3 separate regions of the Mus musculus genome follow, and regions 1 and 2 are each linked to region 3. The links are chromatin loops, found by intact Hi-C in ENCODE. Cell type or tissue: heart. All regions are shown on one strand.

Region 1 (8,000 bases), 230 kb before region 3:
GCTGTGAGCATACATTCCCACTCCCAAAATTACTTAGTCTATGAAAATACTTATATATGGTTAGAATCTAATTTGCTAAGAGAAACTTTTTTTTGTTGTTTTGTTTTTCGGGACAGGGTTTCTCTGTGTAGCCCTGGCTGTCCTGGAACTCACTCTGTAGACCAGGCTGGCCTCAAACTCAGAAATCTGCCTGCCTCTGCCTCCAAGTGCTGGGATTAAAAGCGTGCACCACCACTGCCCAGCAAAACTTTTTATTCTATTTATTACCAGTACTCAGGCTAATAATAGTAAGTGTTGTATACTGAGCTCTGTTTATTTTGCATTTCTATTTACTATATATTTATTTGAGTCAGTCTCACTGTGTTAACTTGACTTTAGATCCTCCTGCTGTAGTCTCCTACTAGTTAGGATTTCGGGCCAGTGTTGACTAAGCCTGACTCAAATTTGTCTTCTGGGTCTTGTCTGAAGGTGTCAAAAGACCAGGTTCTGGACAGTGCTGCGATCCAGTTCTGTGCCCGCAAAGTGTCTGCTGTTTCAGGAGACATCCGTAAAGCGCTGGATGTTTGCAGGTGAGTTATAGCACTGTTGACTGTTTTTATTAAAAAAGAGGAAACATTGTCGGTGACCTGGTGTCGCTCAGATGAATGTGACTTAAGAGGCTCCACACTGCCTCTTTCCATCCATGCTCAGAAAAGAGGACTTGTTTCTCAGTGGGGAGCGCTGGGTCTCCACCATGTTAATGTCTGAGACATTATCAGTCCATTACCTACGGAGGGAGAAATAAATGAGATGTTGCCGGCACTCCCCGTGGTGATTATAGATTGGTTAATTACATTTGTATTAAAAAAGACTCCAGTTTGCTTTTCCATTCGCTGGTCTCAAGCAGGTTTATTTATGGACCTGAACCATCTTTGCCTTCAGACTTTCTTTTTCCTCTGCTTTTGTGGGCACCCCTTCCTCCTTCCAGTTGGTGGTCCCGCAAGTCCTACCCTAGACCTCTTTCTCTCCTCTGTCCCCCAGCCCCTCCTGCTGGGGAAAGCCTCTGTGCTGACTGATGAAAGTTTTTCCTCCCGGTAGGGGCACTGGGTCCATTAAAATGATCCTTGCTGTGCTGGCCCGCTGGTCCCACTTCCCCCTATTGCCTTACAGAAGATCCAGGTCTGCCCATGGCCTCCTGTGGGCAAAGCACTTTAGAAAGAACAGTGGGAGAGGAAGCTCTCCCTGTTGCTAGATGGCATGATCTAGACAGAAAGTTCACCCCAGTCAGCAAACTCCTTGAGTAAAGACGACAGCTATGAGTAATGGCCATGCAGGCCAGCAAGATTAGCCAACATGTGTCCTATATCTGAGAACTCCTCTTTGGGGTCTGCTGTGTGGGAATGCTGTCCAGCCTCCACACTGCCTATCCCGTCTACCCGGGGCATTTTTCCTCATCTAGAATGTTACTGGCTCAGTGTATGACAGCCTACTTGACATCTGTAAAAGCAAGAAGGGTAGTAGTAGTTCCGAAATTCCCAGCATTTTTATTTTAAAGGCAGGTCAGTCTCCCTTAGGCTACAACATAACCCAGTTGATTTTCAGGCAGGGTCTCCCAGGTAACTTACTGGTCTGGAACTTACTATGTAAACTGGCCTCTTAAGACCTTTTTTCTTTTTTAAAAAAAGACTTATTTATTATTATATGTAAGTACACTGTGGCTGTCCTCAGACACTCCAGAAGAGGACATCAGATTTCATTATGGATGGTTGTGAGCCACCATGTGGTTGCTGGGATTTGAACTCAGGACCTTCGGAAGAGCAGTCAGTGCTCTTAACCACTGAGCCATCTCTCCAACCCACCCCTTAAGATTTATTTACTTTTGTTTTGTTTTGTTTTGTTTTAGCTGTGTGCATGTATACTGTGACTGTGTCTGTATAGTATGTTTATGCGGTACCTGTGATGGCCAGAAGAGGGCATCAAATCCCCTGGAACTGAAGTTACAGGTGGTTGAGAGCTTGCCTTTTGTGGCACCAAATTTGTAAGGGACCTTAATTTTTTTTCTTTTTATTTATATGAGCACACTGTAGCTGTTTCCAGACACACCAGAGGAGGGCATTGGATCCCATTACAGATGGTTGTGAGCCACCATGCGGTTGCTGGGAATTGAACTCAGGACCTTCGGAAGAGCAGTCAGTGCTCTTAACCGCTGAGCCATCTCTCCAGCCCAACCTTAATTTTTTTTTTTTCTTTAATGTTAATGTTTCTGGTTTGGGGTTTGGTGGCTTGGTGTGGTATTTGGTTTGGGCCATACTAAATTAATTTTAGGAAAAAAAAATTTTGTTTGTTTGTTTTTAGGCGAGCTATAGAAATTGTGGAGTCGGATGTCAGGAGCCAGACAGTCCTCAAACCACTCTCCGAATGTGAGTAGCTTACCCTTTTGCTGTCGGCCTTTCTAAACAGAGACCTTGAATTGACTTGATGAGGAGAGGGAAAGATAGGCAGACACAGTTAAATCTGCCTTCACACAGCAGGTACAAGAGGGAGCAGGGTGTGCTAGATGTAGGTCATTTCAGTCTTGCCTGTCAGTGTCAGGCTGTGTGGTACTGGCTGTGAGTCCCCAGGGGTGTTCATAAATGCAGGGGCTCGAGGAGTAAGGTTTTTTCCAAGGCTCTGGGAACGAAAAGGAGGTTGCAAGGTTGAGCCGCCTTCTCTCTGGGCCTGTTGGGTGCCCTTTAGGTCCATCTGTAGGAGAAGGTAATGCCTGGTACGTAGAAGGGAGAAAGGAAAAAAGATGCTATGAGCAAGCATCAGATCAGGAGTTCGTCTCGGGGCAGTCTGCAAAGCAGAGCACAAAGACCCCATGGCTGTCACGGACAACGCTGCTCTCCCTTTGCTTCACTGGCAGATGTCATCCGGCTGTGGCCTGTATACTTACCAGTGTTCCGTGTCCAGTGTTAATCTTTAGAAACAAGGGGATCTGACTTGTTCCTTCCTTCTAGTTGGGAGTTCAAGATAGAAACTTCCTCTTTTTCATCCGAATTTACTAGAAGAGACAGTTTAAAGGGTTTCAAAAAGTAACCAGCATTAGTGCTGGGACAGTGAGTGGGCAGTGCAGCCCGATCTGTAGACTGAGACTGCTCTCTCTGGCTCCTCAGGTTATCCCGTCCTTACAGGCTCCCGTCCCTTAGCAACGACACACAGGCTTGTCAGCGGCCCTGGGATCAGCACTGGCACACGCTGCTGAAAGAGCTCCCAGGTCTAGATTACAGAAGTAACCTGATCCCCTCTTTTGACTTCTGATACGCATTTAGGACTGGTTTCAGTGGCCTTGCTGTATAGTAAGCTATACAGACGGTGACTTCAACTAAATACAAGGAATGTTCTAATGCACAGAAATAAAGGTTCCCCAGCACTGAAGATAGGCAACAAAAAGTTGGCGAGACGTCCAGGATGGTGGGCCATACCAGTGATTCCAGCACTCAGCATGGTCACTACAAGTTCAGGGCCAGCACAGGGGACTCTTAAACCATGAAACAGGAAAATGGGGTAGGTGTCGTGCTGGGATTGTTTTAGAGGGGGCTTTGCCATTGTGTGGGGAGTAAGGAGAGACTTCCAAGTTCCCTTCATTGTGGGACTTGTGCTCCTCCGTTTGGGAGCTCTGGTTTCTCTATTAGCCTTCTGCAGCTTCCTGCTTGTGGTAAAGCAATCGAAGCAGATTGGTGTGGGGCAAGTGCAGATGGCCTCAGGAAGTAACTGCAGGCATGGGTTGTTAGAGAGCAAGCCCTGTCTCTCACAGCAGTGCTTCTCCAAACAGTGGGGCCATGGGCCTCTGTGTGCTCACCGCTGTGCTCAGCTTCCGGCTCTGGGGAGGGTAGGTACTACATGCTAGGCTAGCCCGTGGCATTTTCTCAAGTTTCTTGCCAAATAGTTTGGACACTGTGACTGAACCTCAGAGGTCATTTGGGAAAGCCGTCTGGGGGCGGGGCCTGAGGTGGGACTGACTTTTCCTGGCCACGCTTACCCGCCCATCTGACTCATATCTAATTAAAATATTAGATAATTTTTCCAACTGTTCCTTTTCCTTTCGTAACGATCAGGCAGTCGTCTTTGCTTCAGAGTCTTAGGCTGAGGATTAACTGAGGGTCCTTGAGCAAGGCAAGTGCTATGGCGCCCGACTTCACTCCCCGGCCAACCTCTGAGGCCGTTAGCCAGGCTTGCTGGCATCTGTCTGGGTTCTTGCTTATTCAGGAGGGTAGATTCGTTATCTTCTCAACACGAAACTACATCCGAAAGGACAAGATGACTGGGTCGTTATTTCCTAGAGAAAAGGCAAGCCTGCTTTCTGGAACTGCCTTTTCCCTCACCTTCCGCCCCAGAAACAGAACTCTGCTGTGCCGTTACGTGGGTCTGGGGGTTTCCTTTAGCTAAAACCTGCATCATGTGTCTCCGCACATACACAGGCGATTATCTTCGAAATGGAGTAAAGTGCCAGATGGTGGTGGTGCTAGCACTCAGGAAGCAGAGGACAGATTTTGAGGACAGCTACACAAAGGGAAGGAGGGAAGGAAAGGAACTGAATTGGACAAAGTTTGCTTACTTTGCAGGTAAATCACCCAGCGAGTCGCCGGTCCCCAAGCGCGTTGGTCTTGCTCACATATCCCAAGTCATTTCGGAAGTTGATGGGAACAGGGTGACTTTGAGCCAAGAAAACACACAGGATTCCCTTCCTCTCCAGCAGAAGATCCTGGTTTGCTCTTTGCTGCTTTTGACCCGGCGGCTGAAAATCAAAGAGGTCACCCTGGGGAAGGTAAGCTTCGCGTCTCAGCAGGTGGGGCTGAGGCTTTGCCAAAGCTACTTTCCAAAAGGCCCTGGGAATTAACGATGAGTAGGAGGCAGGGCCGAGTGGAGCTTTTGCTACATTTGACCCAGAGCTTGGTCTATGTAGGGAATTCTAGGCCAGCCAAGGCTACACCGTCGTGAGACATTGTCTCAGAAACATGAGTTGAGGCCAGGCGGTGGTGGCTCACGCCTTTAATAACAAAACTCTGGGAGGCAGAGGCAGGTGGATCTCTGAACTCTGGGCCAGTCTAATCCTAGTGAGTTCCAGGAGAGCCAGGCAGGGCTATACAGAAAGATCCTGTCTCACCACCCTTAGCCCCCTACCCGAAAATTTAAAAACTGAGTTAGCCATGAACCAGATAGAGCGGTACCATACTTGTAATCCTGGTAGCTAGGAGGCAGAGCCAGGGTGATTGCCAGCCAGGGCTGTGTAGAACCCACCTTTGTCTTTGCATCTATGGTCCTCCCCCAACCCCTCCCCAAACTTACGTAAAGTCCCGTTCCTAAGTTCTACCTTAGAGTAAGAAAACTGGGCAGTCACTAACAACTGCTTGTGCGGAAGACCCAGGTTCCATCCCCAACACCCACATGGTGGCTCACAAACATCTGGATCTGTACCTTTAGTGCCAGGGGATCCAACAACTCTTCTGTTCTCCGTGGGCATCTAGGCATGAGCATGGTACACATACATAAATGCATGGCAGCAAAACACAAAATAAAATAAATCTGGCTCAGCAGTTAAGAGCATTGACTGCTCTTCTGAAGGTCCTGAGTTCAAATCCCAGCAACCACATGGTGGCTCACAACCACCCGTAATGAGATCTGATGCCCTCTTCTGGTGCATCTGGAGACAGCTACAGTGTTCTCACATATAATAAATTTTTTTGGTTTTGGTTTTTGGAGACAAGAGTTTCTCTGTGTAGCTCTGGCTGTCCTGGAACTCACTTTGTAGACCAGGCTGGCCTCGAACTCAAATCTGCCTCTGCCTCCCAAGTGCTAGGATTAAAGGCATATGCCACCACTCTAGCTTTTTTTTTTTTTTTTAAAGAAGAATCACATAAAGTATTGGGGGTTCGGAAGGTCTGTTGCCAATTCGAGGGGTCAGTAAAAGTGGGAGGGGAGATATTCAGATAACTTAAGACACAGTTTCTGGGCTTCTTTCTTTTTGTTTTTCATCTGTAAGGTTATGAGATGTGGCTTGTAAGTGACACTTGTTCTCCCTCATTTCCTCCCAGTTATATGAAGCCTACAGTAGCATCTGTCGCAAACAGCAGGTGACGGCCGTAGACCAGTCTGAGTGTTTGTCCCTTTCAGGACTCCTGGAGTCCAGGGGCCTTGTGGGATTAAAGAAAAATAAGGAGAGCCGCCTCACCAAGGTACAAGTAATGGCTTTTTGTGCGTGTCCCTGCTTTTAATTGTCCTGTCTTGGCGAGCGTGTCCTCTGCCAAAGTAACGATTAGAAGTGACTAGTGAACAGTTTGCTTTTCTGCCAGCTAGGGCTTAGGATGTGAGGACAACGGAGTGATGTGATTCGGGCCATTGAGGATGGCAGCAGTTAACCTGTCCATTTGAGGAGAATGGAATATGATAGGGGGGTGTAACAGCGTGTGCGCCTGCAAGTGTGTGCATGCGTGAGCGCCGATGTTCGTCATCACAGAAAGACCTCTTCTCTTTCCAGGTGTCTCTGAAGATTGAAGAAAAGGAAATAGAGCATGTCCTGAACGGCAAAGCTTTCACCGGGAACATCCTCGCTGCTGGTCTGCCCTGAATGGCTCTTACTCATGGCACTTGCAGGTGTCCCTCCCACTGGCATTTGAGAGCCCCCAGAATCTTCATTTTAGTAAGGTCGTTTGGAAACAGTTACGGCCTTTTTTACTCCGCACCAGTAAATTTTAGTGTATGGATTCATGAGTGTTAGCGCTGGCTGATATCTTTGGTTCTTACTGGTTTTACCCATAAAAATGACCGAGTAGCTGGGTGTGGTGACTTTTATGCCTGTGATCCCAGCACTTGGGAAATAGAGTCAAGAGTTAAAGGCCATCCTTTGCTACATAGTGAGCTTGAGCTGGCCTGGACTACATGAGACTCTGTAAGAATAAAAACAGTGGCCCTTTTTAAAGCAATGTTCAGTACTTTTCCCCTTTCACATTCCTAAACACAGTGCCTACGAGTATATACGGACTTGTGTTGGAGAGTGTGTGTATGTATTACCTCTGTCTACAAAGGATATATTTTGTAAAGAACTTTGAAGTTTAGAAGGATGAAATGGAATGATCCAGGAAAATTTACGAGCCTCCGTGGAAGGGCATTGTGTTCAGAGGATGCCTCATTCATGTGACAGGTGTTGCTGCCCTGGACTTTTTAAGGACTGATGAAGAATCTCCCGTGCTCCCCACCAGTATGGGGGTGACGAGGAGAATAACTACAGATTGTGAATATATTTATTTTCAAGTTTCGTTTGTCTGGGCTGCATTTGTTGTCTCTGGGTTTTCGGGCACATAGGTGTTCATATCCGAGTCAAGCAGCAGGAGTCGCTGTTTGCCTTCTACGGTGTGGACCGCTAGGACTGAGCTCGGGCCATCAAACTTGGCTGGCGACCAGCGCCTACCCTTCAAGCCATTTTATGGGTTTGTGTTCGTCTTTTTAAGCAGCCACACTCCATGGTAGCTTAGGTTTTCAGAGGTTAATAAGAAAATACCTTCTCATCGGGCCTTGGTAGTACACACCCTTAAATCCCAGCCCGCAGGTGATAGATAGAGGCAGGCGGGTCCCTGTGTTTCAGACATGTTCCAGGACAGTCTGGTCTACAGAGACTCCAGAAACAACAACAACAAAATTAAAAATAACTAGCAAGTGGAAATACTCTCTCACACTTTGCCTCAGGGTTAGCTTCCCTCAGACAGAGCCATTGTTTCAATAGGATGCAGCTCCGGATGAATTTTCATCTGAGCCCCTCTTTCTAGGCTCCCTAGAGAAGTTCATCTTCCTGGCATCAAGTGGCAGTTTGTGACAGGGACACCAGAGGGCACCATTACAACGCCGCTTTGAAAGTGTGGCCCGGGCAAGGGTGGTTTTGAGGGAAGGGGCAGGAAGGTGCCTGAGTCCGACTTGTTTGGGAGGTTGCTGATGCATTCGTACCTGGCTAAGTGCTTGGGAGCAAACCATGCCTGGGATGAACTGTC
Region 2 (8,000 bases), 180 kb before region 3:
GTACACGCCTGAGCAAGACACAATGACCTTCTCAGATGGACTGACCCTGAACCGGACTCAGATGCACAACGCTGGCTTTGGCCCCCTCACCGACTTGGTCTTTGCCTTCGCCAACCAGCTGCTGCCCCTGGAGATGGACGATGCTGAGACTGGACTGCTCAGTGCCATCTGCCTCATCTGTGGAGGTGGGTGAGGCGCTGGTGGCTCTCAGGAGGCATGTGGAGGCCTGGAGGGGCAGGTCCGGACTCTGGGCACACAAGACCAGGGTCTCAGGCAGCAAGCACCAGTCTAGAATAAGCTCCGAAGGTCTGTGATCTTCATCTGAGACCTGGGTCAAGAATAAGACCCAGGCCGGACGTGGTGGCGCACGCCTTTAATCCCAGCACTCGGGAGGCAGAGGCAGGTGGATTTCTGAGTTTGAGGCCAGCCTGGTCTACAGAGTGAGTTCCAGGACAGCCAGAGCTATACAGAGAAACCCTGTCTCGAAAAACAAAAACAAACAAAAAGAATAAGACCCAGTTAACAGTTAATGTTAATTATTATTTTATTCCATGTCACACTGCTGTAGTAATGATGGTGACCTGCTGGGACGTCCCTGCTTTCTATGAGGAGCGCTACCCGTGTTGGGCCAGGGGTGTCCATCTCCACCACCATAGCTGCTGAGCTTTGAGAAGCCCACACCCCACTCTTTTTTTTAGAGTAGAAAGCTTCTCTTCTTGCCTACCAGCCCAGAGACCCTTCCTGGCCTACCCTGTGGCCAGGTATATGGGAGCAGCCTTCTGCCCTCTGTGACTTGGGCAGACCCGCCCCCAAGTGGCCAGATCTGGGAAAGCAGCTGTGTGTATTCTCGGTTGGTGGAGTTGGCTAGGGGTGGGGTGGGGCTCCTGCTCAGGGACAGTTTTGTGCTCAGACCGACAGGACCTGGAGCAGCCAGACAAGGTGGACATGCTGCAAGAGCCGCTGCTGGAAGCACTGAAAGTCTACGTCCGGAAACGGAGGCCCAGCCGACCCCACATGTTCCCCAAGATGCTGATGAAGATCACAGACCTTCGGAGCATCAGCGCCAAGGGTGAGTGTCATCTTCACCACCAGGAGTGGTTTCCAACATAAGGGGTCGAAACCCCTCTGGGGTCACATGACTCTCACAGTGAGCCTCGTGTCAGGTGTTTACCTGACAGTTCATAACAGCCCAATTACAGATTTGAAGTAGCAACAGAATAATTTTATGGTTGGGGGGTCACCACAACATGAGGAACTGTATTAAAGGGTTGCGCCATTAGGAAGGCCGAGAACCATTGACCTAGAGGAAGGCCCACCCAGGACTGGCTTAGGACCACTGCCCACAGTCAAGCTGGCACCTCACGTCTTGGCATCTACATGGTGTCTTCCTCGTCTGAACCTGGCATGTCCCCATCTGTCTAGGCTGGGACTCTCTAGCTGTCACTTCTCCGTGGTACTTTAAGACAGGCCTCCGTAATAGGTCATGTGGGTGTGGTCTGTGAAAACTGCATTTGCCAGCTCTGAGCCTCATTTTCCTGGGGGGTGGGAGGGCAGTGGAGGGATGGCGATGGTGTTTGGAAGCACCTGCTGGATTAAACATGAGGCATAGGGGCCAAATCTAGATAAGCCAAGCCTGAATTTAGAATGCTTCACCCAGTCACCACACCATGGGCTCAGGAGAGCAGGCCTGTGATGCGGGCACAAGCCCCAGGTGCAGGTGCAGTGCGTGGTAGATGCCCAGGTGGGTGGCAGTGATCCCCTTACCCTGTGACCCTCCCTTCTGGGCCAGGTCTCTGACCCCCACCTCCTTCCCCACAGGAGCTGAACGGGTGATCACATTGAAGATGGAGATCCCAGGCTCCATGCCACCGCTGATCCAGGAAATGCTGGAGAACTCTGAGGGCTTGGACACTCTAAGCGGACAGTCGGGGGGCGGAACACGAGATGGGGGTGGCCTGGCCCCCCCTCCGGGTAGCTGTAGCCCCAGCCTCAGTCCCAGCTCCCACAGAAGCAGCCCAGCCACCCAATCCCCATGACCACCTCGACACACGGACAGCCCTCACCCCTGCCCTGGCTTTCTCTGCCTTCCTGCTGGCCGTGTGACCTGTCGGCCCCGGGCCCGCTTGTCCTCTCAGACAGAACTGGGTACCTTCCAGGGGGGACAGGAAGGAGAAGGCAGTGACTCTGTGGACAGAGGCCTGGACCCAAGATGGACTGCCCTCTTCCGGCAGCCTGGGCTGGCATCGGGCCAGGCGTTGAGCCACATGAGGACCTGGGCCTGAGCCCTCACCCACCTTGCCACGTCTTCATCACCAGCAAACGCCGGGACCTGGCTCCCTGTCCTCGGAACTCAAGCCATCGCTCCCCAGATGGGGACTTCCCCCCGACCCCCGCTTTGGATGGTGACAGAGGGTGCCCAGGGTGGGGGAGACTCCCTGTACATATCCTGCGTACCAATCCCCAGATATTAATTCTCGTTGGTTTTGTTTTTATTTTAATTTTTTTGTTTTTGTTTTTTTGTTTTTTGGTTTTTTTTAATAAGAATTTTCATTTTAAGCACATTTATACTGAAGGAATTTGTGCTGTGTATTGGGGGAGCTGGATCTCGAGCTGAAGGGGGTGGGTCCCGGGGACGGGCAGGGCTCGGAAGGGATCCCCTCTCCTTTGATGTCCCAGCAGATGCTCCCACATCCCAGTCTTTGCTCCTCAGTTTTCTCTAATACTGTGAAATACTAACTTTCCAAGGCCACCTTCCCTGTCCCGTGCAGGAAAGCAGCTTCCCCTCCCCCCTCTGCCCAGCCACTGGGTGTGGGCATCTTGGGCAGCTATCCCTGGGAGGAGAGGATCCTGGCTTTTGGCTTGTCCCCCTACCCACCAATAATCAGGGTAAGGGTGAAGCTAGGGCCCCTGGGATAGACTGTTCCTCCTCACTGCCCGTCAGAGCTCACTTCATCCAAGCCCCAGCCCCACTGTGAAGGGGCCGGCTAAGGGGTCCAAGTTACCCCAGCCCCCAGCCTCATAGCCACCAGCACCCCATGGGGCCCTTCAACACACACACACACACACACACACACACACACACACACACACACACACACACACACGGCCTGAGTTCCTCCAATTCCCCCAGCCTACCCCCAACCCCTCTTGGCCCCCTCCTTGCCCCGCAGGACGGGACTCCAGGGGGTCCCCTCCCCTACACCCCTGGGCTGGGGGAGCAGGCTCTACCTTGCCCTCCTGCCTGGGTGGGGTCTCACCCTGGAGCCCACTGGCGCACCTGTTCCTGCTGGGTTTCCACTGAGATCTACTGGAGAAAGAATAAAGTTCTATTTATTCTATAATGCCTCTTGCCTCTCTGCCTCCACCCTCTCCTCTCCCTGTCTGGGCAGGGGACTCAAGATGGGAACTTTCTACAGGCTCTGGGTCACAGTGGCTTGGCACAAGCACTAAGTGCCAAAGACTTGGCCAGAGACCCTGAGAGCTGAGATAGACCCAATCTGGCAGTGGCCTCAAACCGGGGGCAGGGAGAGTCTCACCTACAGCGGGGGATTCTGGGAAAGGAGAGCTGAGCAGGAGGAGGAGGAAAGCCCCTCCCCACAATCTGAGAGAGGAAGCCAGTCCTTGGCCTCAGAGCCCCTGGCCTTGAAGTTACCCAGTGACAGACCAGTGGCTACACTTGATGTTCACAATCCTGCCACTATCAGTTCCTTACTGTCATATCTCAGCCCAGGGAAACCAATGTCCTTCCTTGCCCAGGGTGACACACAGTGGCAAGTTGAGCACTCAGGGTCCCTGCTCAACCTGGGGTTCTTCCTTGGGGAAACACTTCTGAGACACCAGATGCATCACATACCCCAAGGTGCTTGGAGTCCCTCTGTCCTTGGCAGGGAAGCTGAGCCAACCGGTTCTTTCCCTAGAGGCTCTAGCCATGTCTATGTCAGCCACTAGGTGGCAGCAGCTGCTCACTTAACTCACTGTCTCGGGAGCATTGGGAAGATACTTCACTAGTAATTTTCTTTTTCTTTTTTTTTTTTAAGATTTATTTATTTATTTTATGTATGTGATATACTGTCCCTCAGATCCCATTACAGATGGTTGTAAGCCACCATGTGGGTGCTGGGAATTGAACTCAGGACCTCTGGAAGAACAGTCAGTATACTTAACCGCTGAGCCATCTCTCCAGCCCCCACTAGTAATTTTCAAACGTGGTTATTTAGCTGAAATAAATGTACATGGCCTTACAAGAACCAGTATGTGCTTGAGGAGGCATAGGCAATAGGACTACTACAAGTTCAAGGCCAGTCTGGTGTATAACACAGCAAGTTCCTGGACTACATAGTAAAATCTTGCCCTAAAAAAGGAAAAACCAGGGTATTTGCTATCACATAGCATTATAAAGCAAGAACAAAGAGTAGGGGATTTCACTACATTAATAAATACTTTAAGGCTGGAGAGATGGCTCACAACCATCCATAATAAGATCTGACACCCTCTTCTGGGTGTCTGAAGACAGCTACAGTGTACTTACATATAATAAATAAATCTTTTTTTTAATTCATTTCTTTATTTGATGTATGTGAGCACACTGCCACTCTCTTCAGGCACTCCAGAAGAGGGAGGCTGAGGCAGGCAGATCTCTGAGTTTGAGGCCAGTCTGGTATATAGATTGAGTTCCAGGACAGCCAGGGTTACACACAGAGATACCCTGTTGAGAGAGAGAGACAGGAGGAGAAAAGAAACTCAACTGAGGAAGGGTTCTGGGTTAGCAGTGGTTCAAGCAAGTGAGTACTTGTTCAGCATATGCAGGTCCTGAGGTCTGTCCCCAGCACAGAACAAACAAGAAATAGGGAAACTAAAGAGAGGGTGGAGGTACAAACTGACCTATCTAAGGTCCAGAGACAAAAAGGGGGAAACATTGTTTCATACACAAAATAGGTGAACTGACAACTTTGTACAATTCATGTTTCTGTGTGCTTGCAGATAGATACCCACAGACTCTAAGAGGATGGTGGGTTCCCTGGAGATGGAATCACCTGACATGGGGTGCTGGGAACTGAGCTCAAGCCCTCTGGGAGAACAGTATGCCTTCTAAACTGCTCAGCCATCTCTCTGGGCCCTCCAAGTGGCTCTTGACTGTGTGAACAAACGTCCAATAGGACACTAAGTTGTGTGAGGCCTGGGTGACATGGCAGAGCAGGAAAGGAGCTTGCCAGCAAACCTGACACCCTGAGGCTGATCCCCAGGACCCGTGTGAGCAGAAAACCAACTTCCACAAGCTGTTCTCTGACCTCCATATTCATACTGTGGACACACATACACGTGTGCACACAGATATGTAGTAAAATACTTTGAGGGGCTGGAGCGATGGTTCAGCGGTTAAGAGCCCTGACTGCTCTTCCAGAGGTCGTGAGTTCAATCCCAACAACCACATGGTGGCTCACAACCATCTGTAATGAGATCTGACGCCCTCTTCTGGTGTGTCTGAAGACAGTGTCACAGTACTCAAATACGTGAAATAAATCTTTAAAAAAATTTTTTTTGAAAGTTTGTGTGATGATTTTGTGTATATTTGAAATTCTTCAGCTACCTATTTTTTGAGATTTTATACTTGCATATACTGAATTTGATCAAATACACCTCCATCCCCACTCCCCCACTTCTGCCCCCTCGCCAGTGCCCCCAACAACTTCATGTGCCCTTTTAATTTTTTTATATTTTATTTCCATTAGTATTCTGCCTCCATGTACGTCTGTGTGAGGGTATCAGAACCCCTGGAACAGTTGTGAACTGCTATGTGGGTGCTGGGATTTGAACCTTGGTCCTTTGGAAGAACAACTCATGTTCTTAACTACTGACCCATCTCTCCAGCCTCATGTGCCCTATTTAAAAACCCACTGAGTCTACTTGGTGCTGCCTATGCACCCATAGGTATAGGGCCACCTGCTAGATCATCCCTGAAGAAAACTCACTCCCTCTCCGAGGAGCTAGCAACTGCCAGTAGCTCCGCAGTTGGGGTGGGGCTTGGTGACCCCCTTTCCCATTCACTGTGGCTGGCTTGACCTGAGCCTACAGTATCTTTTAGGCAGGGTCTCTCACTGAGCCTGGAGTTCACAAACGTGGCTGGACCTGGACGGGCTGGCCAGCAAGCCACAGGACTCCACTGCCTCTATACCCCTGCATTTGCATCAATGGGCCCATTGTTTTTAGGTGGATGCTAAAGATCTGATCTCGGTTCTCCTGCCCTCAGGCCAATCGCTTTACCACAGGCTACACCATCCCTCCAGCCTCTGGAACTTTACAGATAAGCTTTGGCGAGCTATCTTGAGGTTCATTGTCCCTTTCCACAAAATGCTAACAGGACATTTTGACAACAACCTAAAAGAGGCCCGTGTGTTGGTGAGGCCCCTCTTGGCGGAGTGTCTTCCCTGTGGTGACTTGCTGGGCCTGAGCTGTCTTTCCTGTTCCACAGTTCGTTGCTGTGAAGCAGTTTCTCCAGATTTTTCTGTTTTTGAGACAGGGTTTTGCGATGGAGTCCTGACTTGTTTAGATGCTACGTTTGGTGCTCCTCACAGAGCTCCTCTCGCTGTGCCTCCCAAGTTCTGGGATTAAAAGGGAGCACGCTCACACCTGACCTGTTTTATTTTTTAAGACATTGTCTGTCTTTTTATGTAACCCAGGTCTAGTGGTGACATTTTGAGTGGGATTTTTTAAAAAATTTATTGTTAGTATTTTTTTTTTCCTGTCCTGTGAGAGTTTATCCTGGGTGCTCACAATGATTAACAACATTCTTCATCTCTGTTGGTCTTGCTCTGTAGCTCGAGCAAGCCTGGAATTTTGAGATTCTCCTGCCTCAGCCTCTTAGAATCTGAGATTACAGTTGTATGCCGCCACACGTAGTTCACTCCAGCCTACTCAACCCTCTGTTTTTTGGACAGGGTCTCGGGTATCCCAGGATGGCCCTGGATTCACTATATAATCAAGGATATAACCCAGCATTTCTGATCCTCCTGCCTCCACCTCCCCGTGCCTGGGGATCGAGCCCATGGTTTCCCTCTCAGCAAGCACTCCACCAAACTGCACTCCGCCTGCAGCCTCTACACTTTGGATTCCCATAATGCCTCCTCGGAGGCTATGGGAATGTCGCCTGGAGGCAGACACACCCCTAGCTGAGCTCTTGTCGTGCCAAAACTCATCTTCCTTCCGCAAACAGAGGACAGAGGGACTCGGAAGATCAGTAATGGACCAAGTCAGAAGCGTTTCCCTATGGAGACTCGGGAATCTATGCCAGATGAGTCCCCTTCCTTCGGGACACTAACTGTGTGGGGTGTGGGGATAATTAGGTGGCTTGTTGTGATCAGAATTTGTCAGCAGCTCACATCTGGTTGTGAGTGACTATGGAGAAGGTGCGGCTGCAGAGGCTGGGACAAGGGTGACAGAAGCAGCATTCAGCCCTGAAGGGAGATTTATGCTGGCAAGGCTAAGTTCAAAAGGCGCTATCTAGGGCAGGAGCAGAGGCTGTGGGCAGCTCTAGGCAACAGACGATCCTGGGCAGCTGCTGCAGGGGCGGAGAACACCAGACACAGGAGATGCTGATGAGAGAGGTGTAGGTGACTGGTGTCTTACAGAAAACAAGCTGCAGATGCTTGGACAACAGCTGGCAGAGGTGGTCCCACCAGGTGGAGGTGCGCCAGTAAGGGAGTGGACCACACTTGGGAGGCAGAGGCAGGCGGATTTCTGAGTTTGAGGCCAGCCTGGTCTACAGAGTGAGTTCCAGGACAGCCAGGGCTGCACAGAGAAACCCTGTCTCGAAAAACCAAAAAAAAAAAAAAAAAAAAAAGATCTGATGGACTGTTTCTAAGTTGCTGGCCACTCCTTACCACATCCATCCATGTTCGATCAACTCCAGCCACACTAGTCTCTCTGTTGGCTTTGGCACACCTCCACCTCGAGGTTTGGCACTGGCTACCTGAATACCTGAATGCTTTTCTTGGAAACGGCTT
Region 3 (8,000 bases):
GCTTTGGGGTCTGCTGAGCCCTGAGCTGGAAATCGCACATCTTCTCTGTGTCTGGGAGATAGAGGCAAATCGCAACTCCTGTGCTGGACCGTTGTGGGGTTTGGGACCCTGTGATGTGGGGGGAAAGTGTGTCTTTCTTCTGGAGCCTCTTTTGGGTCCCAGGAGAGTTTTCTTTTTGGGGTGGGGGCTACAAAATGCCTCAGCTTTCGAGGGAAAAAACAAAAAAACAACCCCCTATGTTAGGTTCAAGGTTGAGGAAGGTCCGAAGCAGGAAGAGAAGATCAAAGCTCCTTTGTAGGAATAAACTTCAGTCGAGGGACTGCTGATAAGAGACATGGGGATTTTCACAGCTCCCTGGTACCCACTACACTCAGCGCGTAGACAAATGTACCGTAGGGCCTGTGGGGTAGTGCTTGGGTAAATGTGACTGCCTTCCTATGGCGGCTTGTGCCCCTGGAAGGAAGCGGCTCTCTTCCCCCACTCTCCCTCTGTGTTCCCACCCTCTTCCCACACCTCTTTGCCTCTCTTCCGGCAGATCCCAATCAGCAGGGCTCAGCTGTTCTGGGCTTTTTTTAGCCCTTTAGCAGGGCTGCAGGGTGCGTGTGGGGGACGGTTCAGCAGCTGCTGTGATTTTTATCAATGGAGGGGGTGCCTGCCGTCTGCCTGTGTGTGATGGATGGACCACCACAGATGGGAGGGGGTGGGGTGGTTTGAAGGCCCACTTTGGAAAGTTTAGGGTTCCTCCTCTGGGTAGGAGATTTTCAGTCATTCAGTGGTGATCCACAGATCGCACCACCATTGTGAGCCTACCGACAGGATAAGGACAAAGTGGTGTTCAGGAGCCCTTTCTTGGGGCATGGCTAACTTGAGAAGAAGAGTCCATAGCAACCTTGTTTCCCTGGTCCAGGTTTGACTGCAGCCTGGGGGCCCTGGGAGAGGTTAGCTGCGCTTGGCTCTTCACGAATGGGTCTGTGGCCTTAGGTCTGCGGCCCCAGAGGCTTAAAGGGCTTCTAGACCCTTTGGAGGTCAGAACTCCCAGCTTCTATGAAGTGTGCTCCCACACCACCTCCCTCCCAGTCTTCTCTTCTCCCTCCTGTTCAACACCCCTTCCCCCAAGCTTGCCGCCTCTGCAGCCCACAGCCCCACCACATCCGGCCTTGTCTGAACCCCCCCCCCCCTTCCTCCCAAGTGAAAGACAAAAACCAGCCACAGATGTCTTTACCCTTCTCTGGCCTTCCAGCCAGCAGTACAGGAGGGGCGGGAGTGGTGATGGGGAAAGGGCCAGGCTAAGGGGCTGCAACCCAAGCTCCAGGGGGCCTCTGAGAGGGGTTTGGGGAACAGTGCCCAGCCTGGGGCCTGTGCCTGGCCTGAGCTCCTGGAAAGCTCCCCCTCTGGCCTCCGGACCTGGGAGAAAGTCAAATCCTGAAGCATTGCTTCTCCAGGCTGGCCGTGGCCATTCCCCACCTTGAGAGAGTCCTACCCCAATTGAGGAAACTTGACTCTCAGAGTTTCTCCTGACTCTGGTGGTTGGGGAGACACACGTTCTGCCTCCATTGCTGGGATAGAGAACGGAGTGGGCTCTTGGCTCTGCAGAATTCAGACCCACTATGTGTTCCCTTCACCGTCCTCTCCACCCGGGTCCCGGGCTCCACTCATTCTCCCTCCTGCTCCCCACAGGCAAGCCAAGCCAAGGTCTTTCTATTTTATGAAGGAAAACAGAATGAGATTACAAGGAGACCCTTGGACTGAAAGGCAAGAGGAAGCAACTCTGGGTGACTGGGGAGTAACCAGAGCGCCCGACCGAGGGTCCTTTTCTCAGTTCACAGATGATGTGTGCACCTATGTGCAAAACCAGGCCCACTCTAAGCCCTGTGTTGCACAAGTCTAAGAGATCTCAGACACTGTTTCTGTCTCCTGAGTGAGGAGGTGGGAGCTGGGAAGAACGAGGGTGGGGGTAGGTTACGTCTCCCTGGGCTTTATTTTAAAGGGGGACAATGGAAGTCCAGAGAATGCCTGCCCCCTTCGTGGGGGGAGGCGGGGGGGGGCAAGGGGCCGTGAACGGCAGGTGGGTTTGTGTCTAGACCTTTCGTTCCTTGCAGCGGTCTGTTTGTGTTCCAGCACTCCTGGCTGGGGAGGGGGTGTGGAGGAGGGAAGAGAGCTCTTGCCCTGGCAGGAAGCCTCACCTGGAAAATGACAAGGAGAGCCACCACCAGCACGTTTTTCCTGGGTTTCCCTAGAGGAGACAAAGGAGATGATGTTACCGCCCCGGTAAAAATTGCTCGGTGATTAAGGAGACATTCGGGGGTGGGGCAGGGGCACCATTGGGAACTTTTATCCCAGGCTCCAGGCACCTCGGGCTTGCTGAAAGAGAACATCAGAACCAGATTGTGTGTTTGAACACCTGGCCTGCTGCCCAGCATCCCTGTCTTCACCTCCCTCCCTTCCGCTTCTACTCCCAGGTCTGGGAAAGAAGTAGAACAGCTGGCTCCACCCCCTCCCATCCCCCTCCCATCCCCCTCCCATTCCCCTCCCCCCTCCCCTGCCCTGGCCAGTCTAGGCTGCTGCTGGTTTGCAGTATCCACTGTACCCCAATAACTCCTCCAGACTGCTGGTTCCGCACAGGGTCCTGACTCCCCCCCCCCCAACTTCCCATTCCACATGATGCACAGCCCTGTGGTAGTCGGGATGTATGCACACATGTTCAACACTTCCTTGGTGGCAAGATCCACCGGCCTGGGAGCATTCCTTGATGGTCAAGGGCACAGACAGCCACATGTGAAGCCTCACAGATGTTCTAAGGGCTAAGGAAATGGGAATCTGTTCTCTCTCCCTCAACGTGTTTTCGAATACTCTGCAGACAGAGACCACTGGTTAGAACAGGCTTGCATATGACAGCGACCACTCCTCATTCTGCTCAGAGCTGAGCCTTGAGCCAGCCTGGGCTGTATTTTCTCCTGACAGCTAAGCAAGAGGACAACTGGAAAAGTAATTTTTGCAGACATCTTATGCCCCCCACCCCAGACCTCTACCCCACATACTCCCGTCTCACCCCTGGGGACCCTTGATCCGCCTTCTTTGCTATTGGCACCCCTCTCCAGCCCTTGAATCCCAGTTCTTCAGATCTACAGGAAGAGTCAGACCCTATGGGTCTTGCAGTCCAGAGTAGGACTTTGCTCCCCAATCTGAGTCTGGGGGACCTCTTGAGGCCAGGGAAACAGTTCAAACGCAGATGTTGTTTGTCCTTGGCCATAGCACCACCTGCTGGAGACTAGGCTACATGACACCCAGGGTACCTGACATGTACTCCAGGCTGAGGAGGCTACGCTTGGTCACTCAGTACAGGCAGGAAGGGCATCAGGGTGACCCGGACAAACGTTTTTCCCCTCTACATTCTCCTCCATGCTATGTAAGCACGTCTTACTGAAGCTAACTCTGCCCTCTATTCCTATCTTGCCTCCCTCCTAAATCCCTAACCATAAGTCGAAATCCTAGCTGTAGAGATAGAGAGACGCTTAGGCTTAGCGTGGGGCCCATGCCTCACCAGCTCCATCTTTTTCTGGGGACAGACAGCCACTGTCCCCTTATCATCAGCTTGTACTAGAACGTTTGGAGACAGGAAGGGGAACATCACCACGTGGCTTCACAGCTCATCTCTCTCACACATTCCCCCCCCCAACTGAATTACCCCTGGCACCCCACCCCCACCCCACGAGCTTGAGGTCACATGCCCATTCTCAACTATAGGATTTTCAGGGTCTGATGCACAGCCCGCCCTTCCCTGACTCATTTCGGGGTTCAGCGTTCGAGGTTTCTTTCAACCCATCAACGGCTTTCGGTTACTGTAGAGAAAGCCCAATCTGACTGTCAGGGACGTGGAGAAACCCCTAAGGAACAAGAACTGTTTCTGTTTTACTCTGGGTTCTGTCCCGGTTCTTTTGTAGCCACAAACCCGGAGGGGCTCTGGGGTGTGTGAACAAAATTGATGTCTCATTCCAGGGATACTGGATATGAGGTTGGGGGTGGGGGTTGGGTGGGTGAGTCGGGGTCCTGTAGATCCAGGACAGGCCATGTTCAAGGCAGTTAACAGGAGAATTTGGGGGAATTTGAACGTGTGGTGACAGAGGGACCTGGTCAGTGTTGGTGAGTCAGATGACTCAATAGTCAGAAAGCAACTGCTCTTGAGCTACGGGCAGTTGGGAATGCCAGTGTGGGGGAGCTGTTGATTGAGGTGTTCGGTGTTTCCTGAGTTCTTGGGTTTGCAGAATGATTAAGGTGAAAGGAAAACTCCCTAGCACTCTAGCCCGACACCATCCCAACTCCCCTGCCCTGCCCTGCCTCAGCCTGACACTCAATTCCCTCCCCCGCCCCCAGCTCCCAGCCTGGGAAGCCAGTCGCCTCCTGCTCAGGTCCTAAAGCTCCCATCTGTACATTCCCCCAGTCCCTCCAGGCTGCCCAGGAAACCATGGCTGCTTATCATCTGGCCCGAGAGACACCTCAGGTGATGATTTTCTCTCTGGACCTTCTCAGCCGCTTGTAGGGGACATGAGAAAGGGCAGAGGCTGAAGCAGGGACCCAGCCCGCAGATGGGAGGCAGGGATGTGAGAGCTGGTGGGATCTTGTTATTAGGGCACCAACGCTGTCACTCAGTGATGCAATTGGCACCCACTGAGCTTTCAGTGAAGTGCGCTGTCCACGTGAGACAGGCGCTGCCATCCCCGTCCTCAATGGATACCCTGTGAGACCCCACGTGACAATCAGCCCCAACGGAAGAACTGTCAGCACAAGGCTTCCCTAAGGACACCCAGCCCCTGGCCATGGCCACCTCACTCCTAGCTCCTCTCCCTACATCTCTCCCCCCTCATAACATCTTGTAAGTTCCTTTTGTATTCTAGGAAACAGGCCCAGAGATGTTATGTCGTTCCTCTGGATTCACATAGCTATTAAACAATAGATCAGAGATGGGAAAGGGGAACATCTAGCCTGGGTTCTAATGGCTGAGTCATGTGACATTACTGATGAGCCTTGGGTGTGGAGGGTCCTCCACAGATCAAGGCCACTCTTGCTCTCTCTACTGCTTCTGGCCACTCGTGTCTGTTGCTTCCACATCTCGATCTTCCACATCTTTTGATGTTGGTCCCTCCCCTGTCCTGATACAAGGATCTGTTGTCCCCTACTCCTTCCAAAACACACATTTCATCTATCTGCCCATCTATTTGGAAAAGGGTGGGGGACCTTTGCTGGCCCCCATTCTTTTTAGGGTGGTGTATGGATTCCCTGGTGCTGTCACACAGCGCTGTAAGGGCCACCCCAGTCTAGCTTGTTTCTTGGCACATCTATTTCCCTGACTCCCATCAGCTGACACCATTCCCCCTTCCTTGTTGCTCTATTGCCTTCACCAGAGCTGACTGACTATGAGCTCAAGGTGTGTGCTCATATATGTATGGGTGTGCACACATACAGAGGTCAGAGGCTGACATCAGTGTCTCTCATGGAACCTGGAGTTTGCCAATTCTGAAGACTGGTTGGCCAGCAAGTCTTATTATTCCTGCCTCCCTAAGCAGGCTTAGGTATTACGTGTGTACCTTGCTACAGCCAGCTTTTAAACTCTGAGGCTACAAGCTCAGGTTCCTCAGGCTTGTGTGCCAGTCACGTTCCTGACACTCGGATGCCTCATTTACTTTGTTGGCTTAAGGCTGTAGAGTCTGAAGATCTGGCTACAACCTGGCCCTTCTTTATTAGGTTTGACAACTTCTACACACCCTTCAAAATACAATTGCCATGCTTTCTGGACACGTGTTCACAGCCTTGCTTTTTGCTTTTGAATCTTGTCCTTATGCCCCCTCAGGAGTGCTGTGTCTCTCACTGTTGGTGTTGCGTGTTGACATACATGTTACGTTCCCCACCAGACTCTGTATTCAAGAAGTTCTCAATGAGTGACACATGACTGGAAGACAATACCACACAGAGGAGCGTTTTTTCCTAGCTACTCTGGGCTCCAGTGTTCTCCACAGCCAGGTTTCTGGAGGGCCACAAGAGAATGACCCTGAATTCTCTTCTACTGCCATCTACAGCTGAGCTGTGAGACACAAGTCTCTTATGGGTTCATTTGTCACCCCCTCCCCTTCTCTGATTTTGAGATGTTGTGCTGAGATCTGTGGTCCCATGTCTTGAAGTTAGGAAGGGTATATCAGGGCTGCTCATTCAAATCATGAAAGAGGCCAGCTCAGCCCTGGTTTGTAGTTTCTCATTTTGTATAACAGAAACCTAGGCCTTCTCACCCACCTCCTGTCCCTACTAGGTAGACAAAGAGTGAAAAACAGATAGTTTGTGGCCCACCCGCCCTTCCAACGGCGCCGGAGCCTGTTTTGAGCAAAACTTCTTAAGCAGTTTCCCCTCACACCAGCATTTCAGAGTTAGCTATTAGGGTGCTTCTTAAGTTGAGTAAAAAAGCAAGACTATCTCTTCTTCCAGGACCAGAGTTTGCCCCACCCCCTGTATCAAAGCCATGCATTTAGCATCCCCAAACCTAGTTCAGGAGAGACTCTATAGTGTCCCAAGTGCCAAGGAAGGCAGGTGTCTGTCTCCTTTTTGTGTCAAAACATTTAGACCTTTAATGGGACCGACTAAGGTCAATTGGGATGGTAAAATTTACACCATGGAAATTGGCAAATGCTGTAAATTTAGAACCTTTCCCTATTCTGGGAGCCACATTTTAGGAAGGTGGAGAAGATCTTTGGTGGATGGTGTGGGTTCTCTGAGACTATGGCTGGTGGAGGTAGATACCTGAGGTGTAGGCTTAGAAAGCAGGCAGGTGGGAGGAGAAGCTGGAATAGATATTTGCTTTCTAAAATATACTTAGAGAGGCTGATTCTATCCATCCATCCATCCACACATCCATCCATCCATCCATCCATCCATCCATCCATCCATCCATCCATTCCTCCATCCCTCTCTCCCTCCCTCCCATCAACACTTTTTACTTACACCCAAAACATCTGAGAGGCAGAGGTGTAAGAACAAAATCCTGCTTCCCATGAGTTCATAGCCAGCAGAGGTGGACCCCACTATATACCTTCCACAGCTGGATCTAGATCTAGGGTGCAATGCACGCTGGGCAGGAGAGACAGATAAAGATGCTGCTGGCTGTGGTGTGGCTTGGAGGGGGTGTGAGGACAGCACCAGGGAACCTTCACTTTTTAAAGTCAACCCCTTGTGGCTTTGAGGCTGGTGAGCGGAACTCTAGGAACTTGGCCCCTCCAGCCCCAGCCGAGTCTGACTCTGCAGCCGAGATTTAAGATGTGTAACTGGGGTGTCTGGAGCTGGACTCCCCTTGGCACTTTGCTATAGTAGACACTGAGGCTTGCCTGGTAGAATAGCTTGTTATAGAGAGGGCTGTGGTGTGTGGGCTTTGTTTTAGGGGCTGTGCTGTGCTGGCTACAGTTTCTCTACGTGGAGTGCCCCCTGGGCCACTCAATTTTATGTTAGTCATTCACCCTTTAACCTGCAAGAGGCACAAAACCTGGGATGTGTAGGAGGGAGGAAGGGAGGGAGGAAGACAGACAGAGACAGACAGACAGATGACAGGCAGAGACAACAAGAGGCAGAGGTGGCAGCTAGTATTTGTATTGCACTATGCACAGCACAGTTTCCATCAGTTTCACTCTTCTCGTGAGCAAGGAGATTCAAATCCTGGTTTAACAGGACAGAAAGGAGGGACCCAGAGTGGGAGCAGGGTGTCCTGAACTCTCTAAAGAGAATTTTCTTAGTCCCCAGAGGTGCCAGAGAACATCACCCATCCCTACCAGCTGAGAACGTGTTCTATCCAGGCATCAAGGTCAGTCTACCAGGCTGTTCATTGCCTGCTGCTTGAGAGGACCCAACTTTATGCCTGTGTCTGTCTTGGCATCCACAGCTGTTCCTTCCCCTGGGTCTGAAAGAGCAGGTACATCCTCTCTCCAATGCCTCATCCAACGGGATGGCATTCTCTGAAAGCAGCCACC

The links. A loop is a pair of places that touch in the nucleus more often than their neighbours do. Peaks named below come from ENCODE experiments on the same cell type or tissue, not always from the same donor. Only the 100,000 strongest peaks of a DNase experiment are listed, where the experiment ranks them.
Region 1: a loop joins it to region 3, with 5 times the contacts of the local background. A loop is called at or near these places in 14 of 42 quality-filtered maps.
Region 2: it touches region 3 in a loop (7-fold over the local background); 18 of 42 quality-filtered maps call a loop at or near these places.

What each region holds. Positions count from the first base shown.
Region 1 is chr11:98,914,620-98,922,619 of GRCm38, forward strand. It overlaps Cdc6 (cell division cycle 6), which reads left to right. Exons shown (of 12, transcript NM_001025779.2): 8 at 469-569; 9 at 2,335-2,399; 10 at 4,584-4,786; 11 at 6,054-6,194; 12 at 6,497-8,000. The coding sequence ends at 6,586. Among named protein-coding and RNA genes, the nearest start is that of Cdc6, 11 kb to the left of the region's middle. In heart, CTCF peaks have their summits at 1,952 (motif pointing right), 3,856, 7,300 and 7,852 (motif pointing right); DNase peaks (open chromatin) are centred at 3,192, 3,832, 4,592, 7,892 and 1 weaker place; H3K27ac peaks cover 361 bases.
Region 2 is chr11:98,971,602-98,979,601 of GRCm38, forward strand. It overlaps Rara (retinoic acid receptor, alpha), which reads left to right. Exons shown (of 9, transcript NM_009024.2): 7 at 1-185; 8 at 911-1,069; 9 at 1,819-3,341. The coding sequence ends at 2,036. Among named protein-coding and RNA genes, the nearest start is that of Gjd3, 7.4 kb to the right of the region's middle. In heart, CTCF peaks have their summits at 810 (motif pointing left), 2,220 (motif pointing left) and 3,930 (motif pointing right); DNase peaks (open chromatin) are centred at 210, 830, 2,160, 3,920 and 4 weaker places; H3K27ac peaks cover 1,277 bases; H3K27me3 peaks cover 619 bases.
Region 3 is chr11:99,146,852-99,154,851 of GRCm38, forward strand. Ccr7 (chemokine (C-C motif) receptor 7) reads right to left here. Exons shown (of 3, transcript NM_007719.2): 2 at 2,184-2,233. Among named protein-coding and RNA genes, the nearest start is that of Ccr7, 4.2 kb to the right of the region's middle. In heart, no CTCF peak of the experiment used is centred here; DNase peaks (open chromatin) are centred at 580, 2,390 and 3,230; H3K4me3 peaks cover 2,300 bases; H3K27ac peaks cover 4,265 bases; H3K27me3 peaks cover 1,484 bases.